Regions from separate parts of the Mus musculus genome. Here region 2 is linked to region 1. A link is a contact called in ENCODE Hi-C or POLR2A ChIA-PET data. All regions are on one chromosome and are shown on one strand. Each heading gives the region's core, a stretch centred on a gene start or an enhancer-like site at or near the end of the contact. The rest is flanking DNA. Distances are from core to core; before and after follow the strand shown. Region 1 holds the start of Ndrg3 (N-myc downstream regulated gene 3). Region 2 holds the start of Soga1 (suppressor of glucose, autophagy associated 1).

Region 1 (5,648 bases), core at 2,023-4,522:
CACTGAGCTCCTCGCTTAGCCCAGGCAAATTCTCAAAGAATAAAAAGTCTGGAATGCCAAGCTGAAACCCTAGTTCTATGATCTTAGACAAGTTTAGTTCTCAGGAAGCTATCTACCAAAGTGAGGAGATTAGACCACTGTTTGCTTTCAGATTTAATATAATGTTATGGTGTTTTCCAGACTGGTTGTGGAGGCACAGGCCTATAAACCCAGCACTTAGAGAGAGAGGAAGGAAGATCAGGATTTTCAGGCCAGCCCAGGACACAGAGACTCTGTCTAAAAAAAGGAGAAAAAAAAAAATCCCACATTGGAATCATTCCTTATACTATCACTTTGCTTTGCTTATAATCTAATGTGGCAGTTTTCAGATATGTACAGTTAAACAATGCTCACTAGTTAGCTAGGAAACTGCTTGAAAAGGAACCCTGTTTTATTCGATTCTGAACTTTCCACAATACTCATTACCATGCCTTATACACAATAATAGTTCACTGTAATATCAGGAAAACATTCAAAATAACTCTTTAAGAAGCTTTATTAAAGGGGGCTGGAGAGATGGCTCAGCAGTTAAGAGCACTGACTGCTCTTCCAGAGGTCCTGAGTTCAATTCCCAGCAACCGCATGGTGGCTCACAACCATTTATAATAGGGATCCGAAGCCCTCTTCTGGTGTGTCTGAAGAGAGTGACAGTGTACTCACATACATAAAATAAATAATAATTTTTTTAAAAGAAGCTTTATTAGGGCCTTTCAGTGGGGAAAGATGCTTGCCTGGAACCCTGAATTCAGTCTCCAAAACCCATAGAAAGGTGAATGGTTAGAACTGACTCCACAAAATTGTACTCTGATTTCCACATGCACAGCATAGCATCTGTGGTCCCACCAATAATTAAATAAAAAAAAATTTTAAGAAACTTTATTAAGTCAGATGTGGTGGTACATGAAATCCTAGTATCCTGGAGGTTGAGGTCAAAAGATCATGAGTTTGAGGATAGACTGGCCTATAAAGCAAGGCTCTGCTAATAATAATAATAATAATAATAATAATATAGAGCTGGCATAATGGCTCAGCTGGTAAAGGCACTTTCCCCCAATCCTAATGATCTCAATTTAGGATCCTCATAGTAAAAGAACTGACTGTTTCAAAATTGTCCTCTGACCTCTAAAAGAGTCCTAATACGTGCATGTTACAAATACTACATATTGATAGACAATAAAAACTATGATCACTCAGCTGTCACCTGGGCTAATAAGCCACACAAAGTAAAAGAATGAGAAACTGAATCTCACATGAATTTCAAGTGCAGACTAAAATGTCATAAGCCTCAGGCACTCCTACTGCCACATAAAAATAAAAACTCCCATGTAGGCTAAAGAAGCATATACCTGCTCCACTATCGGGGAGACTTCTAGATGCAAGACCATCATCTGCAAACTTTCAAAAACAAAAGGGTGGACTAAGGCTGATACAGGATAATCTGAAGAGAAATATAAAGGGAGGGACAGCAAAGAGAAACTGGAGGGCAAGAGGACCAACAGAATAGCAATAGAACATTAATTACCCTTTGAGTAACGGCAAGGAACAGCTGGAACTCAGTTTTTTTTTTTTTTTTTTTTTTTTTGGCCAACCAGGACCCAGGCATTTGGGGGTGCAAAGACTGCGCCTGACCTGGCCGGGGATGGGGGTGGGGTTGGGGGGGATCTTACTGAGGATAAGACCCGGGCCTGCAGCCTGCTATGTATTATTTAATTCTAGTTAGGAAAATTAAGCAGGGAAGATGAAAATTTTGTGGAGCCTTTGAAGTGTGGAGGAGGATTTGCTAAGGGAGGAAAAGGCAGTTTGTGCTAGTTATTTTGGGGGCAAAAAAAAAAAAAAAATCAACACATTTTTATAGCTGTTCATTTGGAACTCAAATCAAAGGAGGTGTCTTAGATTCTTCACCACCGTGTCAACGCTTTCTCGTTTTATCTTAAAGCCTGAAAATGCTCAAGACCAGCTTTGGAGCAGAGCCAGAAAGTCCCAAAAAGAGGTGATACTGGCTAAATCTGCTCTGTCACCTCCACAAGTCCAGCCAGCCCAGCCAGCCTAGTCCTGACAGCTAGAAAAGAAATGCTAATTATACCTTGGGGGGCTGGGGGGGGGACACCCTGGGGGAGGGGAGTGGGGTTGACGCAGGAGAGGCTTACTGTGTTCTACCAGGGAGCCACAGGGGAGAGCCTCTCAGCTTAAGCCATGAGGCTCCAAGTCTACCTGTGACATGCAGGAGAGCTCTGCAGGGGGAAAAAACGGCTTCGAGAAAAAGAAGGGAGAAAGCACTGGATAGGGAAGCAGCGAGGTACAAAGGTGAACCGATCTTAATAAAACCTTTAGCAAGATCCCTGGCACAAAGCGAGTATTTGGGAGGGAGCCAGTTCACGTTAACATCGCGATTGTTATCACAACAGCATTTCCACCGTACTGACCAGAAGATAATTCTATTCGTAGCCCACTTTTACGACCTTTAAAAGCAACTCTAGATAAATGACAAGTGTATTCCCCACCGCCCCAAATTTAAAGATACAAGGTCAAACCCCACCAGCTCTGGCTGTGAAAGCCCCACCGCCTCTGAGTTAAGAGAGCTGGCCGTGTCACTTGTCAGTTGCATGACCTTGGACGCGACATTTCACCTCTCCGTGCCTCAGTTTCTTTGGCTACAAAGTGGGCTTTAGACAAACCGTGGTCCTGTGGTCCCAGGAGAGAAGAGTGCCTCTGTGGCTTTGGGAAGAAACCCACAGAAGGCGAGTCCAGGCCCCTGTCAAAACTCTCTGGGCTGTGAGGGGCAACGGGGTAGGTGGATGCTCAGCTCTAGGAGCTCCGTGCTCCGCCGTGAGAGGCGGAGAACGGGTGACAGCCTCAGGGGGTTCCAGCGACGGAGGGTGCAGACCTCTGTAGCGACGCCGGACCCCAACAGGTCACACGCTGCCCTCCGCCGACTAGGTACCGGCAGGGGCGCGGGAGGCCGGGCTGAACGCGATAGGCTCGGGGGGCTCAGAGAAGGCCGACCGCGAGGACCCGGGGCTGGTCGCGTGGCCATCGGTCCGCAGCGCACAGAGGAGCGACACCCGGGCGGGCGTACCGCGCGGCGCGCCCTCCGCCCGCTGTGGTAGAGGCGCTCACTCACCTGAAGCGCTAGCGCGGGGCCGTCAATCTACAGCAGCAGCGGCAGCAGCAGCAGCAGCAGCAGCAGCAGCAGCAAGGAGGGGGGGCGCTGCGCAGCGCAGGCGCGCTGAGGATGCCGGGGGTTTACGCATGCGCAACGCGCCTGCTTACGCTAGGAACTACAGACAAAATGGTGGTCAGGCCTACAGAGTCTCTAGCAGCGCCATCTTGGCTGTAGTTTTTCTTCTTGCGGTGTCCCGGAGGCTGTTGCTCAGAACTGCCAGGAGGGGATGTGAAATGTTTTCTCTGCACACCTACCTCTCCCTCATGGTTGAATTATTAGTAAGCTCTTATGGGCCATGACATACTTGTTTTAACAAGGTTTAAAGCTACACTCAAGATCATCTGGCACTCCTGAGCCTCAGGGATTCGATTTCCAGGAATCAAATTCCTAGTCCTCTTCCATCTTTTACAAATGGCAGCCATATTATTTCCTTCTTGAGTAGAACAAGAGAGTTGGTTACTTCACACAAAACAAACAAAAAACGACTGAACATATTATTGACTCAACAATTAAAGATTTTCATTGTTAATTGTGCATATACGAGCATCTGTGCAGGGCAGTGATGTTCATATAAATGTAGCAGATTCCTACTAAAGACAGCTGCAGAATGTTGAAATGGGAGATTACAGACATGAATTCCAGTCCTCTCTACGAACAGTGCACATCTAAACACTAAGTCATCTCTCCAGACTAGAATCAAAACGTTGCCTGCATGTGCTGGCAACTTTTATGTCAATTTGAAATAAAGTAATTTGGGAAGAGAATCTCAGTTGAGAAAAGGCCCCTAGTAAATTGGACTGTGTAGTGTATTTTCTTAGTAATGACTGATAATGGGAGCACCCAGCCTACTATGGGTAGGTGGCCCTGGAGGGGATAACAAAGCAAGCTGAACAAGCCATGAGAGAAGCTGGGAAACAGCACTCCTCTATGGCACAAGGGTCACCATACCTTTGGGAGCTGACTCTTTCACAGGGCTTACATATCAGATATTTATATTTGATTCATAACACTAGCAAATTAGTTATAAAGGAACAACAGATAATTGTGTGTCTGGGGCTCACCTCAACATGAGCAACTTATGTTATTAAAGGGTTGTAGCATTAGGTAGGTTGGCCTATTATCAGTTTCTGCCATCTTCCTTCAGTGAACTGTCTACCTAGAAGGGTAAAATTAAACAAACCCAGGCCAGGCCCAAGCCAATCTGAATGAAGGCAAAACTAGTATTGAAGGCATTTTATTACATGATTTATATTTTTTTTTTTTTAAGATTTATTTATTACATGTAAGTACACTGTAGCTGTCTTCAGACACACCAGAAGAGGGCGTCAGATCTCGTTACAGATGGTTGTGAGCCACCATGTGGTTGCTGGGATTTGAACTCTGGACCTTCGGAAGAGCAGTCGGGTGCTCTTACCCACTGAGCCATCTCACCAGCCCCCACATGATTTATATTTAACTGTTAACAAAGCACTGAACTGCAAGTTTACCCTCAGTACATATTACTGGCTAAATTAGGAAACATTGCCAATGTTCTATAAATGACACAAAAAACAAAGCCTCTCTCATAAAGCTGTGAATAAGCATAAACCATGCTTGGAGCTCAGTACCACTGAGACAGGCCAACACAAACCACTGGCCTAGCAGCTGCTGTGTAGCCCAGAGCCTGCAACTCCTGACTCTAGCTTCTACTTCTTTAGTGCTGAGGTCCAAGTTTTCATGCTTTGTTTTTTAAACGTTCTAGTCATTTTTAAGTTGAAGACATCAAACACATTTTCCATCTTCAAGTTTGAACACTTATAAACAAATGTGATCGGATGTAAGAAAATGGAGGAAGGCACAGTCACCTTTGAGGATGACTGAGCAAAGTGAGATGAAGACATGTTCCAAAGTCTATCTGCTCTTGAAACAACAGTCAGTAATAACATCTTTGATTCTCAAATACAGGCTTTCTTGGAAGCTGTCTGGTTTCCTTCTTCGTTCTACTCTGGACAGTATCATTCTATCTTTGATAACTAGGTGTTAACTGTCTGGGCTTTTCTATGACCACCCCAATTTCCAAATAATGACATGGAGGCATAATTATTTATTTAACCAACTTAATCCACTTTATCTTTTTGTATAGAAAGACTTATGTGTAGCCACAGCTGGAGCCTGGGTCCTCTGAACAGATCTGGTGTGGGTTTTCACAAGGTGATCAGTGAATTCCTGATAAGGAGACTTGTTGAACAGTTTCTTTCCAGAGGTCAGGGGTCAAGTAGCTGTAGGTCATGGAGGGGGCATCAAAGATGGCCTTGACAGAGTTGCCCAAGCTGGCAGCGCAGCCCCTGGCTGAAGTGCAGCAGTCATCTATATTGGCCACCATCAGGGGCTTCTTCAGCACAGTGCAGAGACACTGCTATTGCCTCTGAGGGCAGGGATGAGACGCACCAGCACAGAGCCACAGCAG
Region 2 (5,648 bases), core at 1,042-3,541, 87 kb after region 1:
CCTCTAACTGAACCCCAGCTCCCAAATGTCAACAGTGAGTAACACCTTTGTGAAGACTTACACTCCCATTTAACTGAAAAAAAAAAAAAATGGAGGCCTGGTTTGGGGAAGGCCCAGGCTACAAACAGGTGGTAAATAATCCTTTGTCAGATAGACCTGTGTCCTCTAGTGTACAGGAGTTTCCTGAGAACATGCTGGATAGAGGACCCAAAGGAAAGCAAGAGGGACACCCCAACATCCTAAGGAAGACTCCCCCGACAGTAGAAGCAAGAGGCAGTTAAGTGCCACAGGGCAGACATGTCATTAGAGTGCTGTCAACTCAATGGCTCCTGGCCAGGGCACTCTGGGTGTTGTGCCAGGCCATCAACTGTCAAGTGCAGACAATACTGTAGCCTCTTCCAGCAGCGGCAGTGCAGCCCGTGAAGATCCCAGCTTCCCACACCAAGGTCAAGAAGCCAGGGCAGGACTGTCCCCATAGCTGCCACCATGTCAAAGAAGAGGCAGCCAGAGCATGGGCTGCACCTAGGTGCCCAGTCACCGACGATTGCTTCTCCCAGACAGCTCTCCAGGCCCACACACAGAGGGAATACCCCTAACCAGCAGGACAGTTTCCCTCTTCCCACAGGGAGCACGGGCCAAGTCTGCCCAAACCTCTCTCAGAGGGGACAGAAGACAATATCCTGGGATTGAGGAAGTGGCCTCTGAACCAGTTCTCCCACGACATCATCCTCCCAGGCTGTGGGACCGTTAGACTGGGCGGAAGTGGACTCGAGCCAAGGGGATGTTCCCAGATGTCACGCTTTCAAACTGGATCCGCCCCAAAAGGCAGGCGAGGACAGGCCTGCCGGGGAAGCCCTGGGTAAGGACTTAGGATGGTGTTCTGCCTCTCCTTGCCAGGGGATAGCACGGTTTCCCTGGCAGCCTAACACACGGACATTGGTTCCAGAACAGAGAGCCGAGAAAGCCTGCTGATCTGGGACCGGGGTCCTGGGCAGGTTAGAGGGGGGGAAGGTCAGCCTTGGCTGACTATCCCCACTCACCCATCAGAACGTGTCCTCTAAAACAGTTTTACCGCGGGTGGGAAAGTGCACATTGGGGTCCTTTACTCGGTGTCTTATCCATAATCCTCCTCACCGGAAAAGTGGGAAGAGAAGGTGGGGCACTCTCCCTGCTTGGTCAGCGCCCTGGACTCTTGAGCCCGGATGACCAGTCCTCTCCCGCCCCTGCGCCTCCCCCATCCCCCCCAGGTCCCCACCTTGAGATAGTCGTTCTCGGAACGCAGCTCTTCCAGCTCCCGCACCAAGCCTCCGGGCCCACAGTCCAGCATCTCCTCGGTGAGGTCGGAGAAGGCTAGCGAGGCGCTGAGTGGCAAGCGGCTGCTGCCCACCGACGATGCGGCCACCGACGGCTCATCCGGGGAGGCGGGAGGCCGCGGAGGCTGCTGCCCCGACTGCGCTGGCTGGGGCGGCTGCCCGGTGCGGGTCCCCGCCGGGCCGCCCGCCGCAGACTCGGCGTCGCTGCTCAGCGCCAGCTCCAGGCCCAACTGGCGCGCCTCCTCCGACGCGCAGTCCGACACCTCGGAGCTACTGTCCGTGAGGCTGGGCGGCGGCGGCGGCGGGCGGGGCCCGGTACCGGGACGAGGGCGACCCTTGGCGCGGACCCCCGTGCGCACCCCGGCCACCCGAGGCCCCGTGCCTCGGGTACCAGGAGCCACCGCGCGCCCCTTCTTGTCGGGCCTCGCCGAGGACGCGGTGCCACAGGCTGTAGCGGAGCCCGGGCCTGTGCCGCGGCGGCCTTTGGCCAGAGACCAGCCGGCCACGTCCTTGGGCCGGGCTGGTGATGGCGCGCGGTGGCTTTTCTTCCTCTCCGCGGCGGGCGCGGGCGCAGGCGGGGGGCCGTAGCCCCGCGCCGATGACTCTCCCGCTGGCGTCTCCATCGCGGCCTCCCCGGGTCTCAGCGAGCGGCGCGCATGGCCCGGGAGTGGCCGGCTTGGGTGTCCCTGCGGCGGGTCTCGGATGCGCTCCCGCCGCTCAGGCCGCGACTGCGCTCCGGTCTCCTGCGTCCGGGGGCTGCGCTCGGGCCCTGCCCCGCGCCGCGCGGCCTCTCCGCCACTCGGTGCTCTCAGCGCGCGGCCCGATCTCCTCCAGGCGCCGCGACTCCGACTCCGGCTCCGCCCGGTGCCCGCCCCCTCCGCCTCGCCGCGCCCCCGGAGTGCGCCCGGACCCCGACTGCAGCCTGCTCGGCGATCGCCGCCTCGGACTCCCAGTCCGGCTGAGGCCAGGGCCCCGGCTCCGCCCGGCGCGGCCCGCCCCCCACGCAGCCCCGCCAGCTCCCCGCCCCGCCGCCTCGGCTCGGGGGCGCGCGGCTCGGCGAACAAAAGGCGGACGCGGCGGGAGCAGCGGGGAGGGACGCGAGCGGGGAGCGAGGGAGGGATCCGCGAGGCAACAGCGACCCCCTCGAGGGTCAGGCGGGCCCGGGCAGCCGCGGCCTCGGCTCGCTCCCGCCGCTCCGGGCCGCCGGCCGCTCCTCTGCGGGCTGGGGGATCACACCCGGCCGAGGAGCCTGGAAGCCCGGCGTCGCCGTAGGGGCCTCGTGGACGACAGGAGAGACTATTCCCTGGCAGAGGCCCCGCGGACCTCAAAGGGCCGGAGCCAGCATCCATGCACACCCAGCACCGCGCCGCGCGCCCCTTGTGGGTGCTGAGCCTGCGCGAACTCCGCCCCCTTTAACTGGGCATGACAAACGACCCCATCCTATAGAACCTTAAACTGAACACGACCTGGCACGCGGTCGGTTCTTGGTCTGAGAAGGAAGCAGGATGGATCCTACAGAGTATGCTGGACTCCTTTTGCCTCGTCTATCTGTCCGCTGCCATTGGAACCGTGGCGTTCCGCGTGCATCTTGGATCTTGCACACCCTAGTTGCCTATGAACCCGGGCATAGTCTTGTCTCCCCGACCCCAATTTCATGGTCTTTGCGATTAACTTCAGGCTGTGCCTTGAGGATGCCAGACCGTTAGGTGCTTAGGGGGCAGGTTCTAGGCCGGTTAGGGGCTGGCATGGGACTGTGACCCTGAATACCAACAGGGTCAGATTGACTCCACCACAGACTCCAAGGCCCCAGTATTGGTGGGCATGGTTTCTTTCCTCTTGAGCTATTCAGGCTATCAGAGTTAATTTCTCAGAATCCCTTACACCTTCCTCACCTCTGCCCTCTCCACACTGTGCCTAAACCATAGTAAGTTCTTTGGCCCTGGGAAGGCACTCATCAGCATGGTAGCTGCCCAGTCTCTTGCCACCCAGAAGGTAGCTCGTACACACACACACACACACACACACACACACACACACTATGCAGCCTCTTTTTCTTCCTTTAGACCCTTCTCGGTCTTTCTCTCCCCTTCTCTTTTCCCCCTTCTTTTCCATGGGTTCCTCGTCCTCCTCTTCTTCCCTCATCTTTACTTTGGCTCCTCCCCTTTCTCCTAACCTGACCTACATCATGGCCAACTAGTTCAAGGTCTACTCCTTTTTCTTTTATTGACCCACCATCCACCTCGAAGTACAAGCAGGTCTGCCTAGCACCTGGGAACCCTGAGGACCCTGGGGAGTCCTCCTACACCCAAGCCGCGGAGTCCAGTCCTAGCCTGCTCTAATGGGTCCATTACAAGTTCATTATCGTGATTGTCCCTGCTCTTAAGGGGCTCATTGAAGTGATACAGAGAGAATGTGCAGTTCTTGAAACTTGTTGCTTCCTATAGAACATGGGTTTTTGCAGTGTGAGGGCATATGCATGAGACCATCCTCAGCTGGGTAGGCACTAATGCAGACCATGCTCCATATTTCAACAAAGAATCTTAGAATTCTCCCCCCACACCTCTCTCTCAAGATGGTGTCTCATTTTATTGCCAGGCTGGCCTTGAATTCATGGGCTTAAGCTTTCCAAACAGCTGGGAGTACAAAAGTCTGTCAACTCTTGTCTCAGAAGGATTAAGGAACTTTTTTTTGGCTTTTCGAGACAGGGTTTCTCTGTGTAGCCCTGGCTGTCCTGAAACTCACTCTGTAGTCCAGACTGGCCTCGAACTCAGAAATCCACCTGCCTCTGCCTCCCGAGTGCTGGGATTAAAGGCTTGCGCCACCACCGCCCAGCAGGATTAAGGAATTTATGTCTGGTTGCATTCTCCAAAAAGAAGCACATGATATATATTCCAATTGTTGTTGTAGTAGTAGTAGTAGTAGTAGTAGTAGTAGTAGTAGTAGTAGTAGTAGTAATGTGTGCATGTCACACATGCATACACACACACACAAGTGCACACATGCCACAGTGCACATAAAAGGTCAGAGGACAACTTTTAGGAGTTGCTGTCACCCATCGGATCGCTAGCTCTTCTCATAGCCATCCTGGCACTGCCAACAGCCTCAGGGTCTGCTTCCTGCCCTCCAGCCTGGGCAGAAGACCTCTGTGGCATGGCATGGCATGGCATCTGGCAAGCCCTCACTCACAAGCTTTCTCTGTTGCTCCCTCTCTCCATCCGTGGAATCCGGTCACCACATGAAAAGTACGGTTAGGTCTCATGGGGTGGTCCCGTAAAGTCCGTCCAGCCAACTCTAGCTCTAGTCCCCACTGGCTACCGGACCTTACAGAAGCTTCCCTGACAGCCTGGAGCCACCACCAGTGAGGAGTAGAGAAGTGAATTCTCTCACCAGCCCTGCCACCTAAACTGTAGAACAACTCTCTGAAGGCACCAGGGTTTGCCTGCCCCAATTTTTTTTTTTTTCACACAGTAGTGGGTTACTGGAATGCACAGCCAAAGTCAGACATCCGGTCAAGGAGGAAGCCTTCGATGGTGGCTTTAGTGGCGGGGATGGTGACCCAAATGGAAGACCAGCTTCTGCTTTCCCATCAAGCTACCAAACTGACCAACAGGATGGAAACCAAGTAGAAACTAACTCACTAAAGTGAAGATTGTTTTCATCATACAAATCATGAAAGAAATAAGCCACTGGCTGGTAAATGGAACCCATGTGAACGGGGTTATTGGGGAACCCTCTCGAGGAAGTGACCTGTATGCTGAGTTAGCCAAAGGGCCTGGGAAGAGAATCTGGGGCAGACTGAAGAGCAAGGGCAATGTCCCTGGAGGAGGAGAGAGTGTGACAGATGTTCAGGGAGGGGTGATTAGTGTGGCTGGAAACCCCTGGGAGATAAAGGAACGGAAAGCACGGATTGGATTGTTCCCAGTGCAGTGACAAACACTGGAACCTCTAAGCAGGGAGTCACAGCATCTAATTTACATCCGGAAGTAGATCTCTCTCGGCTGACAAGAACAGCTTAGGGGTTGAGGAACATGACTGTGGGGGCTAAGCGGGCTCTGATGCATCTAGAAGCCATAGAAAAAGGATACATTCTGCTTTAAAGAGCCAGACACTGTTGGCCGGAAGCGAGGACTCGAGTGAGTGATGTCAAGTTCATCTCCTGTCACCTGCTTTAGAGACAGAGCAGTGACAGAACAGCCACTGTTTGCTTCAGCAGGAAGGACAGGCTTGGAGGTATGGAAGGGTAAGAGAGCCTCAGTTCATAGAGGACTGGGTCAGTTTGAAGCATCCGTGGAGATGTCCAAAGAGAGACCCAGAGGGAGGATGTCAGGCAGGTGC

What was found. A loop is a pair of places that touch in the nucleus more often than their neighbours do. ChIA-PET counts read pairs that join two places held with the same protein, here RNA polymerase II (POLR2A).
Region 2: a map of left cerebral cortex shows a loop between it and region 1 (9-fold over the local background). The contact joins the promoter of Soga1 here to the promoter of Ndrg3 in region 1. A Hi-C loop is called at or near these places in 1 of 37 maps with a recorded cell type or tissue (left cerebral cortex). POLR2A ChIA-PET finds 5 or more read pairs at or near these places in 1 of 5 experiments (Patski).

Annotation. Positions count from the first base shown.
Region 1 is chr2:156,988,839-156,994,486 of GRCm38, forward strand. Ndrg3 (N-myc downstream regulated gene 3) reads right to left here and starts at 3,273. Exons shown (of 16, transcript NM_013865.2): 1 at 3,161-3,273. It also overlaps the pseudogene Gm14276.
Region 2 is chr2:157,076,974-157,082,621 of GRCm38, forward strand. Soga1 (suppressor of glucose, autophagy associated 1) reads right to left here and starts at 2,292. Exons shown (of 15, transcript NM_001164663.1): 1 at 1,256-2,292. The coding sequence starts at 1,936. It also overlaps a transcript of Tldc2 not described here.